Linked DNA regions of Mus musculus: region 1 is linked to region 2. A link is a contact called in ENCODE Hi-C or POLR2A ChIA-PET data. All regions are on one chromosome and are shown on one strand. The core of a region is the stretch at or near the end of the contact, and the rest is flanking DNA. Distances in the headings are between cores, read along the strand shown. Region 1 holds the start of Tmem97 (transmembrane protein 97). Region 2 holds the start of Poldip2 (polymerase (DNA-directed), delta interacting protein 2).

Region 1 (5,690 bases), core at 634-3,133, 38 kb before region 2:
TCACTGCTCTCCTCACCCTCAGCAGTCACCTCAGAAACTGGCACCTGGCTTTGTCTAGGGCTTAGCTTACCACAGCTGTTTGATTTCCCACATTCCTTGAAACCAGGTCACCTGCCTCCCAGCTCTCCAAGGCCACATCTGAAGGTAATGCCTGGCTCTGCCCTCACCCACCTTCCTCTGTTGTTTCCTTAGTGCACTGGGTTCTCTGGGCATTGACCACATCTCTAGAGATCCTCCCACTAGAGCATTGCAGCCAGGCCTGGAAGGCAGAATATCCTGACACCAGAAATCTTACAGTACACCCCCAAACTCCTGGCCCACTGACATGCTCAGCAGGGCCTAAGTCATTTACCTCTCTACTTTCTAGTTATCAGTGCCTGTTGCCTCATCTGTCCCTGTCGTCCTTGGGTCCCACAGTCTATTATGTCAACCACTTGTCCACCTTCTTCGGCTCACCTTTATCTTCCTGACCACCCTCTCCCTGATGCATCCAAAATGCTTTCCTGAGCAGACCCAACACTGAGAGCCATCTACCTCAGCAACGCCAACCCCTCTGTCTTAGTACTATGGTAGCTACCACTGGGCACACAGACTACCCTACCTAACCCTAATTTTTGCTTTCCCTTAGCTATACTTTCCTTCACTTCTCTGGGCAGAAACTTCAAACCCATTTAGACATCCCAGTCTCCTTTGCTGAAATGGGCACACTGGAGCAAGCATGGTGCCTATGACTTTAATTCCAGCACTTGGAAGGCAGAGGCAGGGTGAATCTCTGTGAGGTTCAGGCTAGCCTTGTCTACACAGCCAGTCACAGGGTTACATAGTGAGAGGCTGTCTCAAAAAGTGAATACAAAAGAAAGAGAAGGACACGTGGGGTCCATTTCTCTACCTCTTCCCGACCAGTTGTCTACACTCTGTCTCCATTTCCCTACCTCCCAATACACTGCTCTCCAGCCATAGGACTTCTCATTGGTACTGGTGGACAGCACTCAGTGTCAACCGTGACACAGCTACTCCATTCTTCCCTGTGACCATCATTCGCTTGGTCATCTCCTCCCATGACCCTTATGATTCTGTAGGATCTCTTAATGCCCTTCGCTCTCTAACCTTCAAATGCTCTCACAAATCTAAACCAAGTTCATCCAACTGCCCGCCTGCCTGCTCAAGGTCTCTTTGGTTGGTTGGTTTGGTCTGAGACAGGCTCTATGTATCCCTAGCTTGCCTGTAGACCAGGCTGGCCTAGACCTTACAGATTTCTGTCCACACCCGGCCCTTTGGGGCTCTGGTTCAAATGGTGCAAGAGATGGAAGTCGGGCCTTCTTGAGTGCTAAGTAAATGCTCTATACTTAGCAGTACCCAAGCCCTAACCCTGCTCAGTGTATACAAAGCACAAACTTAATTTCCTTTCCCTTGAACCCAAGTCCTGTGTTCCCTATTCTCATCGAATGGCAGCCCCCATCTTGTCCCAGGCCTATCAGGGTCCATCATATAAAATCATTATTTGTGGGCTGAGCAGTGATTTTGGAGCCAGCAGGAAAGTCCGGCTCGCAGCGCTCCTAAACTGCCACTGCGGGTTCTGGTTTTACTGGCCCGGGGTCCCAATACGGAACAGAACCCAGCGAATAAAACACTCGTGGCACAGGGAAGACCAGCGCACGCAGCCCGAGGCTGCACACGCGCACCCGCCGACGTGGACCGCTCAGAGCCACGCCCCCTCACGCGGTACTCCCAGCAGCCAATGGAAACAACAGGTAGGCCATCATTCAAACTATAGCCCCGCTATATGGGCGGGCCACGAGGGCCTCCACCCACTCACGAGCCGCTTCTGTTTTTCCCCTTCGACCAATAGGTACGGCCTGTGTGAGCCGGGGGCGGGACGGCACAGCTCGGGCGCGGGGCTTCTAACCACGTAGCAGGCTTCTATCACCGGCTTGCCAGTCGTAGCCCAACGGACAGGAGGGAACATGGGGGCCCTGGCAGCTAGGCGCTGTGTCGAGTGGCTCTTGGGCCTCTACTTCGTCTCGCACATCCCCATCACGCTGTTCATCGACCTGCAGGCGGTGCTGCCGCCCGAACTATACCCGCAGGAGGTGAGGCTCAGGGGTCCCCACGTGGCCGTCCTGATTTCTGTTGGCTCCGTGCCTGACTTCGGCCCCAGCCGGCTGTCCCCAGCCGTTGACCACCGCTTTGTTTTTTTCAGAGCGGAACTGAGGGTGCAACCCAATGGTAGGGCGCATGCCTAGGAGGTCCTGGGTTTGAGCCCCATGTACTCGCCAATCCTTTGCAAAACCTTTGCCTGGGTGTGTTTCGCTCCCATGGTTTTAACTACGGCAGTTGGCTGAGGGAAGTTGCCTGGGTGAACCAGTGTCTGTCACGTGTTGAATCTATTGCGTTTGGATGGACTTTAAAAGTCCAGTGTAAGCCGAGAAAGAAAAAAAAGTCCTGCGTAGTAGAATAAAATGACTGAAGGGTTAGCCCTTGGTTAGTGCTCGTGGCATTCATACACTCCTTCTGGGTCTGGATCTAGCTTGAGGAGCAGTTGAGGAAATGTCGCTTTTCCAAGTCAGTTTTGAATTGTTTGAAGATGAGCTACCGTTCCCTGCGCTTTGGAGAGCATTCTTTGACCCGATTTTAAGGTCAAGATTAAGCATGCCTCTCCAATCTACTGACGGACTTATCCACCTAAATGTTTGAAATGGCTGAAATGCTCTTTAAATGTTTCTTCTTTGCAGGGCAGTTCTTAATCTTAAATCCGTAAATTCTCAATGGTGGCTGCAAAATGACATGTGCCTTGTGTTCTCTGAGAGGACATGACACAGGAATTGTCACCTACTCAACAAAGTTAAGGAGTGACACCATCAGCAGTGTCACCCCCCACTCCCTTAAGTCTTTTTGGTTTGTTTGTGGAACCACGGGATTGCAAAGACCTTTGATCTACAGGGGAAACCCGTAGGTAGCATGTGGCAAGAGCACCGGTCTGTGGTGCTGCTTTCCCAAGGACTGGCTGCCTGTGGACATGTTGAGGGCCCTATGGATCCTACTTTTTTTTCCCCTTAAAATAATAGTTCATTTGAATCCATTGCAAGAGGACCTCAGGCCAGGCTGTAACTGACATGTAGCTACAGCTTTAGATTGTAAACTCAAAAGATTGTGGGATTGAGGCTGTGGCTCCGTAGTAAAAACATTGGCCAGCATGCACGAGGCCCTGGATTCAAATCCCAGCACCAAAACCAGTGTGTTATCAAGTTAAGTTGATTTGTTTCACTCCTCTAAGACATTGTCACAAACGCAGTGGCTTACTTTACCCCCAACGTTATGCTTAAGCTGCTCGGAGGTTAGAAATTTAGAATGTTCGGTCTCAGGCTCAAAGGTAGACTACACTCCTTGCCTCTTCCAGGTGGCTGGGTTTGCAGAGCTGCGGATCACACTCAGGCCGCACAGTCTACCCACTGACCTTTCTTTGGCTGTGGCCCTTTCACTGCAATCTCTGCAGGTCATCCGTCATATTGCCACTTCATCTGTATTCACATCTCTCTCTGCCTTTTATAAGGTCACTTGTAATTCACGAGGGCCCACCATGTAACCCAGGAAAACCTCCCCTTTGAACATCCTTCTGTACACCTGTGGTCCTATTGGACATGGATTAGGACATGATACCTTTGAGTGCTGTCAGCCTGCTGCCACGGAAGGGCCTGACAACTACAAAGAGGCCATCAAAACTTTGCACTAGCTATAGCCATGAAGAAGGGGAGTCACTGTTTCTTTGGGGTTTGGTAGCAGTGGAGATAAAACCCAGGGCTTTGCATACTGAGCTACCCATAGCCCTTGTTTTTCCTTTGGTATTGTGTTTGAGGTTTGTTTTTGTTGTTTGGTTGGGTTGGGTTTGGTTTGTTTAAAAATTGAATTCACCAATTGAGCTGCACTGGGTTTACAGGCATCACCTGGCTTGAGTGACAGGTTTTTTGAAATAGGGCCTCACAACTTTGAAAACCCAGCCTGTTTCCCTGGCAATTCCTGGTTTACCTTCTGACTGCTTGCACCCATCCTTGCTCACCACTCCTGAAACAACTAGATGTGACCAGCATCATGCAGACCACCACTTAAACATTTTATTTTTGTTTGTTTTTCAAGATGGTGTCTCACTGTGTAGCTCCAGGTGTCCTGTAACTCAGTATCTAGACCTGGTGGGTCTCAAACTCACAGAACTCCTGTTTCTACCCCCCAAATACGGAAAGCTCACTTCACCATGCCCAATCTCTGTTTGATCTGGTGGACTTTTATTAGCTTCCTGTTACATCACTTTTATTCTCCTCTTGTAATTGTCATCTCAGAGTAAACATTTGCTGCCACCATCTGTTAACTTAGCTAGGCCTAGTCCTGGAAGCTTCTGGCCTCTGTACAGTCTTAACTAGACCTAGAGTGTTTTCTGCCTCTGAAACTTACTGCTGAATAAGCTCATCTGTTCTTTTTTTCCCTGAACTCTGGCTGGCTGGTTCAACTTAGCTGTTCTGGCTCAAACTCCTCTCTCAACCAGACTTCTGTCTGGGCCTCTCCTGAATTAATCTGCTTGGCCTCAAACTCATACTGGCAATCTGTTCTAATCTGGCGCCTTCTCATCCTCTGGCTTGTTCTGTCTTCATCTATATCTAGTTTGTTCTGTCTGGAACCAGTTTCTTCCTGTAAAACTGCCTTTCTCCTCCCTCTTTTTTTTCTCTCTCTGCTCTATCTCAAGTAGCTTCCCTTTCTTCCCCATGAGAATTGGGCATATGCTATCCTGTCAAATCTTTCTCTGATTCATCACTTTGCCACTCAATTAGAAATCACTTTCAAACACAGGTGCTTCCTTCTACAAACTAACTTTACCTTAATTGTTTGGGATGAAATGAGAGGTGAATTCTAAGAACGTGTCTGTGTTCTAGCCAGAGGGATTAAAGTTGTGTGCTAAGTGCTGAGCTACACCACAAGTAAAAAGTTGGGTTTTAATGGGTGGATACTTCACTCCTCCTTAGAAGAGGGAACAAAATACCCATGGAAGGAGTTACAGAGACAACGTTTGGAGCTAAGACAAAAGGATGGACTATTCAGAGACTACCCCACCCGGGGATCCATCCCATAATCAGCCACCAAACCCAGACACTATTGCACAATGCCAGATTGATTTTGCTGAAGGGACCCTGTTATAGCTGTCTCATATGAGGCTATGCCAGTGCCTGGCAAATACAGAAGTGGATGCTCACAGTCATCTATAAGATGGAACACAGGGCCCCCAATGGAGGAGCTAGAGAAAGCACCCAAGGAGCTGAAGGGGTCTGCAACCCTATATTTGGAACAACAATATGAACTAACCAGTAACCCCAGAGCTCGTGTCTCTAGCTGCATATGTATCAGAAGATGGCCTAGTCGGCCATCACTGGGAAGAGAGGCCCCTTGGTCTTATAAACTTTATATGCCTCAGTACAGGGGAACGCCAGGACCAAGAAGTGGGAGTGGGTGGGAAGGGGAGCAGGGCAGAGGGAGGGTATAGGGAACTTTAGGGATAGCATTTGAAATGTATATAAAGAAAATATCTGAGCCGGGCGTGGTGTCACACACCTTTAATCCCAGCCCTCGGGAGGCAGAGGCAGAAGTTCGAGGCCAGCCTGGTCTACAAAGTGAGTTCCAGGACAGCCAGGGCTACACAGAGAAACCTT
Region 2 (6,130 bases), core at 3,600-6,099:
GTCTCACAAGAGACAGCTATATCTGGGTCCTTTCAGCAAAATCTTGCTAGTGTATGCAATGGTGTCAGCGTTTGGAAGCTGATTATGGGATGGATCCCTGGATAGATTCAAAGGTTCTTTAGCTACTACCCAGTCCTGAGGCCTTAAGGCCCAGAGCTGACCTAACCTCTCTCTGACCCCATTTTGACCCTAAATGAGTGAAAATCTCTCAGTCATTTTGCTTACTTACTATATGTGGGCAGTCACGGGCATCAATCAGCACTTGGTAGTAAGTGTGAGTTTTGCCTTTCACCTCCTTAGAGCCATGGCCGGCAGGGTTCTCTGCTCTGTGGGATGAGAAGCAGCCCAGATCACCCCAGAGAAGTACAAGCTGTGCCTGGCTCAGCTAATTGCCATCTCCTCTCCTAAATGGGCTGATTCATGATCTGAAGGGGCTTCTGCTCAACGCACCTCCAGCCAGCTTCTCCCCAGTCTCCCTCTAGGGCCCATGCGATTACCGCTCCGGGCACCTCCTTGAAGACAAAAGAGCCCACCTGTTACCTGAACCCCAAGACCACAAGGACCTTATACTTCTTTCACCCCAGGGTGATCATTTGTGGAACCTTCCCTCTTTTACTGTACTCCAGTGATGATGTGAGATTAACAGAAAGATGTCCAACTGTGCATCAAGAAACCAAGAAGGGCTGGTGAGATGGCTCAGTGGGTAAGAGCACCCGACTGCTCTTCCAAAGGTCCGGAGTTCAAATCCCAGCAACCACATGGTGGCTCACAACCACCCATAATGAGATCTGAGGCCCTCTTCTGGTGTGTCTGAAGACAGATACAGTGTACTTACATATAATAAATAAATAAATAAATCTTTTTAAAAAAAAAAAAGAAACCAAAAAGCAGGGCTAGAAAGAGGGCTTAGTGGTTGAGAGCACCAACTGCTCGTCCAGAGGACCCAAGTTTAGTTTCCAGCACCCACAAGAAGTTCACACTGTCTTTAACTCAAGTTCTGAAGAATCTACACCCTCTTCTGGCCTCCAGGAGCACTGCATGAATGTGGGACACAGAGCTACATGCAGGCATAACATTCATATGCATTATATAAAAATAAAATCTTCAGAAAGGGAGGGATTAAGAATAGCCTGGTGTGGAAACTCATGCCCTCCTCAGCACTGGGCTGACAGAGGCAGAGGTACACAGATCTCATGTGTTTAGGGCAACCAGAGTCATGTAATAAATAATATTGAAATAAATCAAAAGGTAAACTCAATAATAATCATAAAGGAGAAGGGGTAAAAAATGGCTGTGTTTAAAGGGCACTGCTGCTCTAATGGAGGACCCAGGCTTGGTTTCCAACACTCATGACAGCTCACCACCATCTCTAATTCCAGTCTCAGGACCCAGCGCCCTCTTCTGGCCTCCCTGAGTACTGTACACAGACACTTCCAGGCAAAACATCCATATACACAAAATAAAAACAAACTTTTTTAAAAGAAAAGAAGTAAAAAAAAGTAAGAAAATAAATCAAGAAAACTGTTCCCTAAAACATTCTCTGGGGTTCAGATTATAAAAAGGAAGGACAGACAGTTCTGGGGAGGCCCACAGAGACCCCATAGCACTTTTGTCTCCATGGGGATGAGTGCCAAAGAAACACTCTGGGATTATTTCCTTTATTTTAGTTGGTTGGGTTGTTTTGTTTTGTTCCTGTTTGTTTTGTTTTCTGAAACAGGGTCTCTCTACAAAGGCCTGGCTCTTTTGCAGTTCTGGAGCTCACTCTGTAAACCAAGCTGGCTTTGAACTCAGAGACCCTCCTGTTTCTGCCTCCCAAGTGCTGGGATTAAAGTGTACAGTACCACGCCTGGCTTGGGGTTATTTCTAAAGCCCAAGGGATGCTGTTTTTACCCCAACTGCATGTGTCTGCCACAAGTCAGGCCACCTGAGGACACCATGAGATAAGATAGAGAAACTTACTTTTCTGGAGTTGCAGAAGCCACATCCCGGTCATACAGTCTGGCCTGCCAGGGAAACAGGACGACCCCTCGGTAGCCAAAAACACTATGGAGGAATAGCTAGGAGGAGAGAGATCTCGATGAGCCTGCTGTCTCGAAGATCCATCCAAGTGGGCCCCGACCATAGCGGCCTGGGTAGAAGCAACTACAGCAGTCTCCCCAGCTTTGCCCTCAAACTACTGAAGTATTCTCATGCCTGTCACCAGGCTGACCCCAACCTTTCAGATCACCTTTGGCCTCCAGGGAACTTTCCTTGCCCTGCCCTCCTCTTACTGCAGCGCAGAGCCACTGATTATAACTGTCTGCTTTAAGGATTTGTTTTACTTTAGTTATATGTGTGGATCTGTATCTGGGTACCATGCACTTGAGTGCAGGGACCCAAGGAAGTCAGAGGCATTGGGTTACCTGGGGCTATGTGACTCTGGAGTCAGTTCTGTCCTCACCTTTACTTCTAGGCTTCCTCAGCAAGTGCCTTGACCAGTCGAGCCACATCGCCTGCTTCTTACTGTGTTTTAAGAGTATCACTACACTAGACCTCCAACTTGAAGTGATCCTTCTGCCCCTGCTTCTGGAGTGCTGGGATTTGATGCTATTATACACATATCTCCAGAAATCCATCTTTAACAAGTTTTGTGACTCTAGTGCACATGCATTCACACGTAAGAATACATACTATCAGTTGTTCTTTGATCTCCATGCCTGGGCGCATGCACACACGCACGTGTACACACATACCCATTCTAAATAAATCAATGTAAAAAAAAAAAACAAAAACAACCTTTTTTTTCTTAATTTGTGATTCTGAGCTGAACATGGTTACACACATCTGTAACACAAGTATTCCATAAGGGAACGAGTTTGCAATGTCAAGGTCACCGTGGGTTACAGAATGAGTCAAGGCTAAACTAAGCTACACAGAAGACTCTGCCTCAAAACAAGTCCAAAATTTATCTTGGTCAAAATGAAGATGGATTGAAACTTGGGGTGTAGCTCAGCAGATGGCATCTGTCTCTAAGACCGGTGGGCAAAGAGATGAAGAATGAAAAGATACAAATACCGCTGAGATTCAATATTCTGACCAAACTTAGCTGCATTCAGAAACAGAATAGTCCATGAAAATGAGAGGAGACCTAGCACAGTACCTACCTGCCCAGTCTCATATTTTCCATTTTGTTTTGGCACCTCAAACACACCAACTGTCTCCAGCACTTTGCCCTCTGCACGGTTCCTGAGTGGGAAGGAAAAGAACAAGCAAGTGAGACCCTGAGAAGACAGCAGTCCTTCGCCAGGAAAAATCAGACACGTGAACAAAGAAAGCCCCCTAGTACTCTGCAGGGTCAGGGCAATGACAGCCAAGGCCCAGGATGCTGCTTTTCCTCATTTAAGATCCAGCCATGGGCATCTACATGGTGAAGGTCTCCCAGTCTTCCAGGGTTTTGTGTGACTACTCCAAACTTACTTCCTTCTATCTTTACTTAGCATTTCCAAAGTCATTCTTATTCTTGCATATCCTGTTTCAATGCACACCTTCACCCACCCTCCGGGTCTTCCCCCCCCCCCACATGTTAACCATCCTTCCAACTTTGCATTTCAGTTCCTGGTATGCATGCCTTGAGTCCATTAAGGACCTGAGAGACATGCCTAGTGTGTAAGAGGTGCTCAAAAAGCATTTGTTCTGAGGCAAGCAGTTCTTCTGTCTCTACTTTTACCCACTGCTGCTTGGCAGTATACTCACTAAGCCTGGCATTTGCTACTTGGAAGAATTGTTCTGAACCAAAAATGGTTCCACACATCGGTAATCCCAGGGCTCTTAAGGCTAAGGCTGGAAAATAACAGGTTCTGGGCCCATCTGGCTACACAGCATGATTCTCCCAATCCTACACATTCAACTGTGCTGTAAATTCTAAGTCTTTACCCTGACCTCAGGACCTAGCATTTCTAGATTCTCAAAGGTACCCCACACAGTACACTTAGCACTGCCGTGTCTCCACCCAGTGTCTTTTCACATTTACTTGTCTTAAATAGCAAATACCTCCCTTAACCACTATCAGGTCATTTCCATCAACTTATCCTTTTAAATAGGATTAATTTTGCTATGGATCCATCAAAGCACTGTAATGTTACTTTGGAAATGTTAACTTCATAGCCAACTTTTCAATCCTGTCTGATCCCTACAAGGCTTTGTTTACACCGCCCCCCCCCCCCCGAGCCTCAACCCCTATTTCCCAAGTCACATGGGCAAAATCAGTCTCCCCAAGGTCACATGGAAACAGGACCCACAAAGGTAGACACTTAAATCGACTTGTTTCCCACAGAATAGCATATTTCTGAGAGTCACTGACCCAAAAGGGCCCGGGGATCCCTGTAGTTGTATTAAATGGCAGCCCACTCCAGGTGCCGGGGACCCCAGCCTGGGAGGCAGGATTCGCCTAAGAAGCGTTACTTGTTCTCCCTCGGAGCTGCCCTGCACTGCCAGGGCCCTGGGCAGTGCTCCCTTCTTTGCTCTTGGCACATGTCCCAAGCAGCCCGTGTCGGCTCTCTCCTCGGGACCCTTTCTCAGGTGGCACTCCGGCTGCCCAAACAGAGTCAGGCCTCCTGGCTTCCTTAGTAGCTAGGTAGAAAACGCTCCCTAGATTCTGGGCCCGGCTCCCTGGCCCCCTCTCTCCGTCCCTCACCGGGACGACAGATGCCTTCGGGTCGTCGCTGTGGCCACCGGCGGAAGGCCCCCTGCTCCACCGACCGCACACAGTGGCCTCGACCCTCGGGTCGTGGCCAGCGACCGAGACCACCAGCGGCTGCCCACTGCTAGGGCCCGTCGGGCCACACAACCAGCCATGTCCCGCCCGAGCGCCCGCTCGGCTGCTGACACAGGGCCCGACCCGCGGCGGGGCGCCGTCCCGCCCCCGCCCCACACTGCCCCGCGCCTAAGCCCCTCCCCTCGGGCCCGCCCCCCGCGGCCGCGTGGGCTCCTCCAGCTACATCCGGCGCCTGTGAGCGGAAGTCCGAGTTTGGGATCACCTGATCAGAGCGTGAGGCAGAAATGGCGTCTTCCTTGCTTGCCGGCGAACGACTGGTTCGCGCTTTGGGTCCTGGCGGAGAACTGGAACGGGAGCAGCTCCCCCGGAAGCTGCGTGCCCAGCTCGAGGCTGCTCTGGGAAAGAAACACGCGGGCAGTGATAATGCCACGGGACCCCGGCGCCTGGTTTCATTCCGTCTCATCCGAGATCTGCATCAGCACCTGAGAGAAAGAAGTGAGCGGTCCCCATTCAAGAGTCGCCGCGTTCTTTTCAGATCTAATCCCTTCTGAGGCGTATTTTCCCCCCATCACTCTCGAGTGCCTACCGAGTTCTCATATATCCAGTCCAAAAGCCTTCTCATAAACCCCAGGTTTACTACTTCCATCTTAACTTCCGTGAAAATTCTTAGTGTGTTACAAAACGTATTTTCAGATTTTGTTGAGTCCTCTTTTAGTGCCACCTAAGTCCATGTGAATTTTTTTAGGAAGTCGAGATTGTAGCCCAGTACTATCTGACAGGTTGAGTTTCTCCATTTGAGGGCCATATATCAATAGTGAGCATATCGTGTTTGGAAAAAGTGATTTTTTTTCCTTCCATCTCAAAGGTAAAGGTGCAAGCCCCAGTTTAGGGGTGAGGGTAGGGAAACGGTAACAACAACAAAAACTATTGAAAGATCTGGATTGAGTCGCATGTAGTTCTAGACATTGTAAAGAAGTCATTTCTCCTTTTCAGACCTATTTACTTATGTTAAGGTAGGGAATAGGGTAAACTGGCATGTAACTTACCTTGCCAGAGTTAACATATCCTGGCCAGAAGTGCAAAGGGTAGATGATCAACTATTTAGACTTAAGAGAATCTTAGAAAAAGATCCTCTAATACAGTGTCCGCTGAGTGTTTAGCATCACAACCCAATCCTGACTAGGACAGATCTATTATTTTCACAGAAATAACCTACCATTGGTAGTGGTGAGGTAGGGTTGGTAACGAAGACTGACAGTTAAAGTCCACTCTATGACACTAAAAAATACTTAGGTGGAATTGTCCTAAATCTTTCCTAGTTGAAAGTTATCTTGAGTAAAATGAAAAATAATTGAATAAACACAAGGAGAGAAAGAA

What was found. Hi-C counts contacts between places; a loop is a spot of excess contacts on that map. ChIA-PET counts read pairs that join two places held with the same protein, here RNA polymerase II (POLR2A).
Region 1: POLR2A ChIA-PET joins it to region 2 with 15 read pairs in embryonic stem cell. The contact joins the promoter of Tmem97 here to the promoter of Poldip2 in region 2. A Hi-C loop is called at or near these places in 1 of 37 maps with a recorded cell type or tissue (heart). POLR2A ChIA-PET finds 5 or more read pairs at or near these places in 5 of 5 experiments (Patski and embryonic stem cell).

What each region holds. Positions count from the first base shown.
Region 1 is chr11:78,546,928-78,552,617 of GRCm38, reverse strand. Tmem97 (transmembrane protein 97) reads left to right here and starts at 1,883. Exons shown (of 3, transcript NM_133706.2): 1 at 1,883-2,090. The coding sequence starts at 1,965.
Region 2 is chr11:78,511,015-78,517,144 of GRCm38, reverse strand. Poldip2 (polymerase (DNA-directed), delta interacting protein 2) reads right to left here and starts at 4,849. Exons shown (of 11, transcript NM_026389.3): 1 at 4,673-4,849; 2 at 3,144-3,225; 3 at 1,960-2,057; 4 at 230-326. The coding sequence starts at 4,833. It overlaps Tmem199 (transmembrane protein 199), which reads left to right and starts at 4,977. Exons shown (of 6, transcript NM_199199.3): 1 at 4,977-5,248. The coding sequence starts at 5,038.